Regions from separate parts of the Homo sapiens genome. Here all the other regions are linked to region 1. A link is a loop called in an ENCODE intact Hi-C map of the cell type or tissue named here. Cell type or tissue: Calu3. All regions are shown on one strand. Region 1 overlaps LINC02942 (long intergenic non-protein coding RNA 2942). Region 2 has its middle 4.1 kb from the start of C4BPB. Region 3 overlaps LOC124904498 (a long non-coding RNA gene). Region 4 overlaps LINC02942 (long intergenic non-protein coding RNA 2942).

Region 1 (2,500 bases):
TGTTACATCATAATTTACCGAGTTACTTTTGGTAAATGAGAACTAAGTGCTTTGGATTTTGAACTCCTGTAACAGTCTTTGCAGCTGAACTAGGTAGGCAGGTCATTTTCAGGCCTTTCCCAAAACTCATCTTCTTGTAGTAAAAATCAGCATATTTATTATTATTATATTATTATTCAAGTATTATTTCCCATGAATTATAATTATGTACATAAACAGCTTATCTTTTACTGCCTTTTTTCAGAGACATAACACCAGGCTGAGTGTGGCTTTTGGCTGATTGAAAACCATGCAAGCATTCTTCAGGTCTGATGGAATCTTGCTGTCTGTGTATGTTCCCACTTGCAGCCACATGCTCCTGCATGCTTTTCAGTGCTTCAGGCACCACATTTCCCTCTTTTAACAGACCAGAATGGCACCAAAGTGTGACTCATTAGGTGACTTAGGTAAATCAGGAAAAACAAAAAGGAATGTCCCACTCAAATATTGTCTGAGTAATTTTGTCAGGCCTGTCTGTATTCTTGAGGTTTTTTTTTTTTTTTTTCCGTATTTCTCTTTCCCCCTCAGGCTTTAGAACTTTTGGAAGGAAATGTAACTTTCCTCATCAATTTTGTTTTGTTTGTTTTTTAATTTCATCCTTCTGTTGGCAGTCCAAATTCATAACTGAAGCCACACCTTGTCCTAAGTAGGCAGTGCTGCTCAGGATGGCTTTCTCTCACGCTGTGATTTCCTGACTCGAGTGGATCTCACACTCAGACTTATCACACTCAAGGTTTGCTTTAAGGGTGACTGAGCCTGCCCACTCTGAACCAAAGTCCTTTTTTTCCATCCCTTATTTGTTTTTTCACTCAAAAATGAATTACTTACATTCCTAGATAACAATCTCTTTTAAGTACAGCTCCTATCCTGTAAGGAAAAGATTAGGGTTCTATTGCTAAATGGCTTCAGAGTTCCACAAGGTTACTTACTCCTTGCATCAGAGCCCCTGATGCTAAAATTGAAGTTTTGAGTGTCCTTTGACTCAGTTGATTCTAGGAACCCTGATTCCACCCTCTTGCCCTGAGCTCTTCCTTAATGCAGAGCTTGGTCTTGACCTGACTTTGCCCCAGGGTGTAGCTGCTACTGGCTATTGGACAGCTGACCTCCAGTTTGGCAGAGGCTGCTGCTAGTTCTCTCTCTTTCCTTTAGTTGTTTCTAGGTGGAATCTGTGACCTTCGGGCTTCTGTCAGTGCAGGTCAACATGTACCATGAGGCCTGCGTCAGGGAGCAAACCACCCTCCCATCCCTGTATCTCATGCCTATCCAGCCTACACCGTGAGCCAGGCATTCCTAGTGCACAGGGCCCCAGGAAAGCCTGGGTAAAGTGCACAATCAATGAAAGGAAGGTAGTTTACATCAATCAATTGCAAAGATATTTATTCCATGTTAGGAATTTTATAAGTATGGTCAAATTGTAGTAATTTACACCAATTTGTGGGAGGCATAATAAATTATTTTATTAATGTTGTTTATTAACAAATTAATTATTTTATTAATGGTATAATAAATTGTTTATTAACTTCCATTTTATTTAAGGAATGTTTAACTACAATTTTTTTAAGTTTTAATACTTTTAAGTATATGCTAATACCATTACTAGGGGATTAAAAAAACTTGGTTTGTGTATATTCCTGGGGATCTACCCTAGTAAACAGATAAAGATGAAGTGCAGGCAGCTTCGCTTCCTTACATATAAATATAAATACAAAAGTGCTTAAAATTCCTTTACCTCTTAAATGAGTTCATTATCACCTGCTGTATTTTTGTTTAACAATTGGCTGTCACATTTTACCATCCAGAAAGCAAAAGTGAAATTTTTATTGTTGTCACAAATTCTGAGAAAACGAACTAGAACCTACATTTATAAGGTATGTGTAAAAGTTCTCTGTAAACCATAAAACATTATATAAATACAAGGTTTTATTTTTGCAGTTTGGTAAGTAATTTTCATTATTCAAATACTTAAATTTTTTTCCTTAAAATTTTTGTTTGTTTGTTTGTTTGTTTTGAGACAGAGTCTCGCTCTGTCGCCCAGGCTGGAGTGCAGTGGCATGATCTCAGCTCACTGCAAGCTCCGCCTTCTGGGTTCACGCCATTCTCCTGCCTCAGCCTCCCGAGTAGCTGGGACTACAGGCGCCCGCCACCAAACCCAGCTAATTTTAGTGTATTTTTAGTGAGACGGGGTTTCACCGTGTTAGCCAGGATGGTCTCGATCTCCTGACCTCGTCATCTGCCCGCCTCAGCCTCCCAAAGTGCTGGGATTACAGGCGTGAGCCACTGCAAATTGTTTTCTATAAATGCAAAACACAGGGTATTGTTGAGGTTGGTACGTAGGGAAGTGCTTGCAGATTCTGAGTTTGTGCAGTTCTTGCAAGTTTTCACAGGGCAATGTCTCTTTATCACAAAACACTTCTCAAATAACTTCAGTTAAAAAAAAGTCTCCTCTGCTGCTGACTTTATG
Region 2 (2,500 bases), 160 kb before region 1:
ACTCCAGCCTGGATGACAGAGTGAGACTCGCTCTCTCTCTCTTTCTCTGTCTCTCTCGCTCAAAAAGAACAATGTGTTGGATTCTACTTCATAGAGGAAGGTGGCTACTCCAGTTGCAGAAAACATGTTTACACTCTGGCCAGCAGGAAGGAAGAAGGCAACAGGACATACCAGCTTCTTTTAAGGATATTTCCCTTCTCATGTAACCCATAAATATATACACCTACTGTAAAGTTAAAAATTAAAAAAAGAATATTTCCTAGATTTTGCAAGCACACTTATGCTTATACCTCATTGGTCAAAATGTAGTCAAGTGGCTACATACAGCTTTCATGCAGGCTGGAATATTTTTATTCCAAGTGGCTTTGTGCCAGTTATAATTAGGGTTTAGTTACCAAAGAAGGGTTCAATAGCTATTGAAGAAGTAGCAACCTGCCTTAGTAGGTAATTGAAACATTGTAGCAGGTCTGAAGAGCTATAACAAGGTGAGCAGTAGCCTTTGAGGAGTTAGGCTGCCATTGCTTTGTAAGAGAGGAAAAAATTATTTTTCCTTCTACCCTCCTAGGTTCTCTGCCTGGGACTTTGTAAATTAGACTAACAAAACAGATTGACAAAAGAAACCCAAACAATTTATTAATGTGTGAAGCACACCCCACCTGGGAGGAACCTCATGATGAGTAACTCAAAGGGGAGTTAGAGCTTAGATTTATATAGCATCTTAACAAAAGAGCAATAACTTTGTAGAGAAGTGACAAGACAAAGGAAAAAACGTTAAGTTTCTAGGGCTGCAAATTTTGAGAAGGCAAATACCTGAAAGAAACTAATGGAGAAGGTTTGTGTAGGTCTGTCTTGACACTGACTTCTTTGTGGACATAAATCTCCCTCCGGAGAAAGGACTTACAGCAGTCCTCATTCCTCAGAAGTTTCTGCTTAGAGTCATCTAAGAGATACTCCAGGAAGGCTTCTTTCTGCTTCCATTGCATCTCATTTGCCTGCAGTTCAAAATAATCTTTATGCCAAAGAGGCATATTTTAAGGTGACTTATTCTTGTCCCCTAAAACTTAGAGTAACAATGCATCAACTCTGATCTTGCCACAGTGCAGGTCCATCTAAACTCATAATTAAAGCTTATTCTACAGTGTTTCATGCACAATTTGATTTTTACAAATTCTTTTTAAAATTTACATTCCCATGGAATCTGCCTAAGGCTACTTTTTGCAAAGCTTATAGCTTGCAGTGAACGCCAAGAATGAGTTCTCAGAAAATTCCAGCTGAGCGGGGGAGGGAGCAGCTCTTCTGAGGAGAGTCCGCCCCAATATCTGCCCACCATGTATTCATTGAAAGGGCTTGTTACACCACAAACATCCACCAGATGGCTTTTTGAGGTCGGGTTGTGAGACACCTGTGGCCTTGTCAAAGCACTCAAACCGCATTCTCAGGAGGCTGTTTTCAGCGTTCCTTATCACACACTCCACTCCTTGTCCTGTTTTCAGGGTCAAGGAATTATATTCTCATGCACAAATAACATACACACAGTGCCTCAGCATTTTTCCATGCCCCAACCTCAAATGCCTTGTACATAAGTTTGAGTATGTGGCTGTGCGCCCCCCACACTTTTCTGGCCCAGGTTGTTTTGGTCAGGCATTGGGGAAACATCAACCCAACGTGTAAAAAACATTAAAAGAGCAATTTAAATCTTTTCTGAATTCTCTTGACAAAGACCAAAGGGAATCCATTCATGACACCCTGTAGAACTTCTTAAAATAGTCTTTCCTGAATTCTCTTAAAATCTTACACACACTGCAATGTGTGTGCCCCTTTTATAACTTCCCACAACTCTTCCCCCAGATTGGGCATTGCTGACTTTTATATTTCTACTCTTCCTTCCTCACCTCCTGATCTCTTCCTTTAACTACCATCTGCCCATTTCTTTGTGTTTTGTTGTTATTTGTTTTTTTGAAACAGGTTCTTGCTTTGTTGCCTACACTGGAGTGCAGTGGTGCAATTACAGCTCACTGAAGCCTTGATCTCCTGGACTCAGGTGATCCTCCTGTCTCAGCCTCCCAAGTATCTAGGACTACAGGCACATGCCACCATGCCTGTCTAATATATATAAAATTTTATTTTTTATAGAGATGAGGTCTTGCTATGCTGGTCTTGAACTCCTGTGCTCAAGCCATCCACCTGCCTCGGCCTCCCAAAGTGTTGAGATTACAGGTGTGAACCACTATGCCCAGCTTGCCCATTCCATTGTAAAGCAATGAAGCCAGTCTGAGAACAACAGTTTCACCTGATCTATTACCCCAGTTCTCCAGGAAACGATCTGGCATAGATCCAACTATCTTTTAATGTTCAAAGGAATAGAAGAGCCTGCTAACGCTCATTTATTAATTCGCCTAATTTTGGATACAAATAGTAAAATATATAAGCCTGTAATCTTTATTTACTCTTGTGGTGTAAATATTCACCCATCAGGAGCCCCAGGAGGACCCTGTCCTGG
Region 3 (2,500 bases), 160 kb after region 1:
GATATAGTCTGGATATTTGTCCCCACCCAAATCACGTATTGAATTATAATCTCTGATGTTGGAGATGGGACCTGGAGGGAGGTGACTGAATCATGGAGCCGGATTTCTCAGGCATGGTTTAGCACCATCCACTTGGTAGTGTTCTCATGATAGTGAGTGAGTTTTCATTAGATCTGTCCATTTAAAAGTGCATGGCACCACCCCACCACCACTCTCCCTTTTGCTCCTGCTTTTGCCACGTGACATGTCTTTTCCCCCTTTGCCTTCCACCATGATTGGAAGCTTCCTGAGGCCTCTCCAGAAGCAGATACGCTATGCTTCTTGTACAGCTTGCAGAACCATAAACCAATTAAACCTCTTTTCTTATAAATTACCCAGTCTCAGGTATTTCTTTATAGCAATGAAAGAATGACCTAACATAGTACATATATAAGTACATCATCACATATATAAAACATTTTCATTGTAGACAATAAACATATAAATAATAAAGGAAATTGTCCCTAGTTTGAAGATAACCTTGAATCTATAGAGTGAATAGGGTCACAGACTTTCAGACAGAATTGATAAAGCAAATACATCTACCTAGGATTATTCTGGAAAAAAAAATCTCTGAATTCAGAGGCAGAAAGTTGTACTTTATAGAAGTTTTCGGTTACTAGGTTTATTAGATCTTTTCATGTTCCTTAATAGAAAATACATTCTTCACACTATTCTAAAAACTATATATATACTTTTTTACATTATTTTGCTTTTATAACTTACTGTCTTCTGCTACCCAGTTCCAGAGATTTGAGGTATAAATACGCCATCTAGAAGGCACTTGGAACCTTCACAGCTGACAATAGTTCACATTTCTGAAATACTAAAAATTCAAGCAAGTGTATCAAAATATCAAAGAAAGTTATCACATTGTATTGCTAATGAATATGTACTTTTTCATATATGGTTATTGGAGGGTAAGGTATTTTTTTCTTTTAAACAGCTAAGTGGACTTTGATCAGTTATGGCTATGTCTCCATCTAGTGGTAGGTAAGTACTCTAAGGATTTGCACAGTAAGTGAGGCCATTGTCACACTGAAACAGCTGAGGTGCTGAATACATAGGAATTCTGTGGTTTTTATTGGGTACACATCATCAGGGTCACCACAATTTGTCTTTTTTTTTTCTTTTTGAGACAGAGTTTTGCTCTTGTCACCCAGGCTATAGTAGTGCAATGGTGCAATCTTGGCTCACTGCAACCTCCACCTCCCGGGTTCAAACAATTCTCTTGCTTCAGCCTCCTGAGTAGCTGGGATTACAGGCACCTGCCACCATGTCCAGCTAATTTTTGTATTTTTTTTTTTTTTTTTTTTTTAGTAGAGACGAGGGTTTCACCATGTTGGCCAGGCTGATCTCGAACTCCTGACTTCAGATGATCTGCCCGCCTCGGGCTCCCAAAATGCTGGGATTCGAAGTGCAAGCCACCACACCTGGCCTTGCTTTTAATACAGGATGAAATAATATTTTCTGCTGATGATAACTTGCATTTAAATTCCTACTTGCAAATTTAGTAACATCAAGTTTTTGAGGTATTCACAAAGTCTTTTCAAACATTAACTAAAATTCAAAAGTTTAAATATATATTAAAAAAACTAGTGGCCCTTATTTATGGATTAGTTAGCTACATAGGCCTCTTATCTGTTCTTCCTGAACTTCAGAGCCAAGACTTCTTATCCACACTTATTTATAGCCCTCAGACCTTTTTAAATATGAAGTCCCAGGTATAACATTTATATACCTTTGTGATGACTCTCCATTTACTAACTGAACCTTTTGAGCCTTCATTCTGTCATCTGTAACAATGTCAATAAACACTTCACAAACCTATAATACTTTCTGCATTTATATACATTGTCTCATGTAATCCTTCCCACCACCCCCTGAGGGGGATAGAGAAAGTGTTTACTGTCTCTATCTTATGATGAGGAAGATGTAGTTCAAAGAGATCTTATAACTCATCCAAACTCAATAAACTGACAAATGGCAGAGCTAGAAATTTATATTAGATTTCTTGATTCCAAGTTCAATGTTCTTTGTAAGATTTGCCCCATTTACAACTATGATGATTAAGGGAGCTAATGTTTGTATAAATGCTTAAGTCCAATAGAACCATAATTTATTGTAAAATTACATAATAAAGATAATGAGGTCCCTGAATGTGAGACACTTATGGGGAGATCAGAGAATCCTTCATAAAAGCATATATATCAGGCTGAATTTAGCTGACCCTCAAAATGAAAATTCTCCAGAAATCTGAAGCCTATATAATCTATTAGATATATATTTTTCTATCTTCCCACTCTCTGTGGCCATCTTCTTAAAACATTACTAGGTGAATTATTGCTAAGTTTTCTTACATAAATTAGATGAACAACAAGAAAAAAGCTACATAACTTAACAAACGTATGTCTTAGTAGCAAACAACAACAACAAACCCAAACTAACTGAATGCCTGTAT
Region 4 (2,500 bases), 58 kb after region 1:
AAACCTGAAACAGTAAGACTAACATTGAATAGCAAAGCAATTTAGTGAAGAAAGAGGTTATGAGAGTGAGACACTCTCAAACCTCCTCTTTCTTTTTATGTTAAGTTCTGGGATACATGTGCAGGATGTGCTGGTTTGTTACATAGGTAAACGTGTGCCATGGTGGTTTGCTGCACCTATCAACCCATCCCCTAGGTATTAAGCCCAGCATGCATCAGCTCTTTTTCCTGATGCTCTCTCCCCATTGCCGCTCCTGCCCCCAAGCACCAGTGTGTGTTATTCCCCTCCCTGTGTCCATGTATTCTCATTGTTCAGCTCCCACTTATAAGTGAGAACATGCAGTCAAACTTCCTGTTTCATTTGGACCTCTCTACAATTCTGTGATAGAGGCAGGGGAAGTGATCAACGCATTCAACAAACTGGAAAAAGCAAAGCACAGATGGGTTTCAGCTCCATTACAGCTGCTATAAAATGAAATCATAGGATTAAGAAAATTTTAAAGTTTCTTTTAAGGCTGTAATTCTATTATTCTTTGGCTTTCCTAAAGTAAGCCTACTAGTTAATGTGAGATCTGGTACCAGAACTCGCATTTCTTGATTCTCAGCTCAGGACTTTGTGCTAGACTGGGAAGTGTTGGGGACATAAGAGAACCTCGTTTCAAAGAAAAATGAAAATCGCAGCTGGGCAGAAATGCCTTCCTTCCTTTTCTATTGGCAGCATTTTAATACAAGCTTAAAATGTCAATAGAACAGCTTTGGCAATGTTTGCTGAAACATACTCATGCCTGAATAATGATTTCCATCTTCACACATTAGTACTTTCGTTCTTCAAACTGTACCCAGTTCCTGCATACTTACTGCTGCTTGATCAGTTGAAACTCTTCCATACTTAAGCCTTTCCTCATGCCAGAAAAACCACAGCTTTCCACCTCTTAGACTTACTTCATTTCTTTTGAGTTGTTTACTCCATTATTACAAAAAGCCAATCATGCTTTGCAAGATAAATATTTACTCTCAGAGTTCCACTCTTCTTTCAGAAGACAAAATAGACACCTTAGAAGGAGAGCAAATAATGCATGTAGAATACTAACAATGGAAGCCACATATTTCTATTTGTGGGCACATAAGTGCATATATGCCTCTGGTGTGCTTTGTGGTTGACTTCTTTAGACTCCAATTTGATCTGAAGTCCAAAGTAGCCTCAGCTCTCTGAAGACACTGGGGCCTTATTTTGTTTGAAGAGACAATGCCATGGCAATGTGGTGCTTGCCTGGTTACAAGGACTTCCACAGAGGCCACATATTCCTGGCAAGATGTTAGCGGGTGCTGAATTTGAAATAACTATAGCATCTCTACAATTTGATCCTGCATGCTTTTATTCTATGAATCTGGTTATATATAGTAAATCCCTATTATGTGAATAAGAGGGAACTATACTTGACTAACTGTTTAGAATGCTAGATAAATTACATTTGCAATAACAGGTCGCTTTTATATGTGCCCAGTCATCTTTTTAACTCATTTCCTGCAGCTTGCTGCCCATGCTCATTTAATTTTACATAAACATGCTCTTTGAGGCTGAAGCAAATCTGACTGATTTTCAATATAAAAATAAAATATAGAAACTGTTCTTGAAGTTATTTCTAAATAGAACTTGTCTCTAATCCTAATGCAACAGAAATGTATATGATGTTATAAGGATTAGAGACAAGAGTATTCTCAGGGCAAATGGGAAATGGGTTAAAAATCTACAACTTCATTATATTTATTAGATTATAAGAACCTTGATGTGTGGAACTTGATCTTATTGCTCTCATCTGGCACCTGGCCTAGAAATTGGTACAGAAGACCTACTACATTGATATGTGATTCACACAGGTGTTGAGAGTACTATGACATACAATAGCAGATTCTGTACTGTGGAAATACTAGAGGCCTCCAAGGTAGTGCTCGGGATTCAGGTTCCTTTACTTACCACTTTGCAACCTGACCAAGTCATTAATTTCCTCCTATCTAAAGTTGTGATATAATAACATCCTCAAAGTGTTACTGTGAAGAATTATTGTGAGGTTAAATGAAATTATGCATGGATGTGCCTAGCACAGTACTTGACACATAATAGGTGCTCAATATGTTAAATCTAAACTTATTGAATTAAAAAGAACATACTGAAGAATGGGCATGAGAAGTTTCATGAGGATGAAAGTGCAATTGAAAGAAGTAAAGGAGAATGGGATTTTGTAGTCTGCATGAAGGAGACCGGCAGTATCTCAGAGGTAAATGAAGACTGAAAGAAAAAAGAAGAGGGCAACCTTGAGTCCCAGTAAGGGGTTGCAGGAATTTTACGGAGTCTAGGAGTTTTCATGCTTGGTTAAACTATTTTCTGTAGGACAAATTAATAGACTAATACTTATGAAAGTATATGGATGCTATTTTGATTAATAAGCAGAATACATTTAAAAGTACTATATTTCTGAATCTGTGTTAGCTTTTTATCATTA

The links. Peaks named below come from ENCODE experiments on the same cell type or tissue, not always from the same donor. Only the 100,000 strongest peaks of a DNase experiment are listed, where the experiment ranks them.
Region 2: it touches region 1 in a loop (4-fold over the local background); 5 of 110 quality-filtered maps call a loop at or near these places.
Region 3: it touches region 1 in a loop (3-fold over the local background); 26 of 110 quality-filtered maps call a loop at or near these places.
Region 4: it touches region 1 in a loop (2.7-fold over the local background); 6 of 110 quality-filtered maps call a loop at or near these places.

Annotation. Positions count from the first base shown.
Region 1 is chr1:207,240,504-207,243,003 of GRCh38, forward strand. The region is part of intron 1 of LINC02942 (long intergenic non-protein coding RNA 2942); the gene reads left to right. The region is part of intron 1 of LOC107985251 (a long non-coding RNA gene); the gene reads right to left. Among named protein-coding and RNA genes, the nearest start is that of LINC02942, 1.6 kb to the left of the region's middle. In Calu3, no CTCF peak of the experiment used is centred here; DNase peaks (open chromatin) are centred at 368 and 1,128.
Region 2 is chr1:207,083,510-207,086,009 of GRCh38, forward strand. No RefSeq gene overlaps it. Among named protein-coding and RNA genes, the nearest start is that of C4BPB, 4.1 kb to the right of the region's middle. RefSeq lists an enhancer at 1,444-1,653. In Calu3, a CTCF peak has its summit at 1,362; a DNase peak (open chromatin) is centred at 1,382.
Region 3 is chr1:207,404,087-207,406,586 of GRCh38, forward strand. All of the region lies in intron 1 of LOC124904498 (a long non-coding RNA gene), which reads right to left. Among named protein-coding and RNA genes, the nearest start is that of CR2, 49 kb to the right of the region's middle. In Calu3, a CTCF peak has its summit at 1,035 (motif pointing left); a DNase peak (open chromatin) is centred at 1,085.
Region 4 is chr1:207,298,032-207,300,531 of GRCh38, forward strand. All of the region lies in intron 2 of LINC02942 (long intergenic non-protein coding RNA 2942), which reads left to right. All of the region lies in intron 1 of LOC107985251 (a long non-coding RNA gene), which reads right to left. Among named protein-coding and RNA genes, the nearest start is that of CD55, 22 kb to the right of the region's middle. In Calu3, no CTCF peak of the experiment used is centred here; no DNase peak of the experiment used is centred here.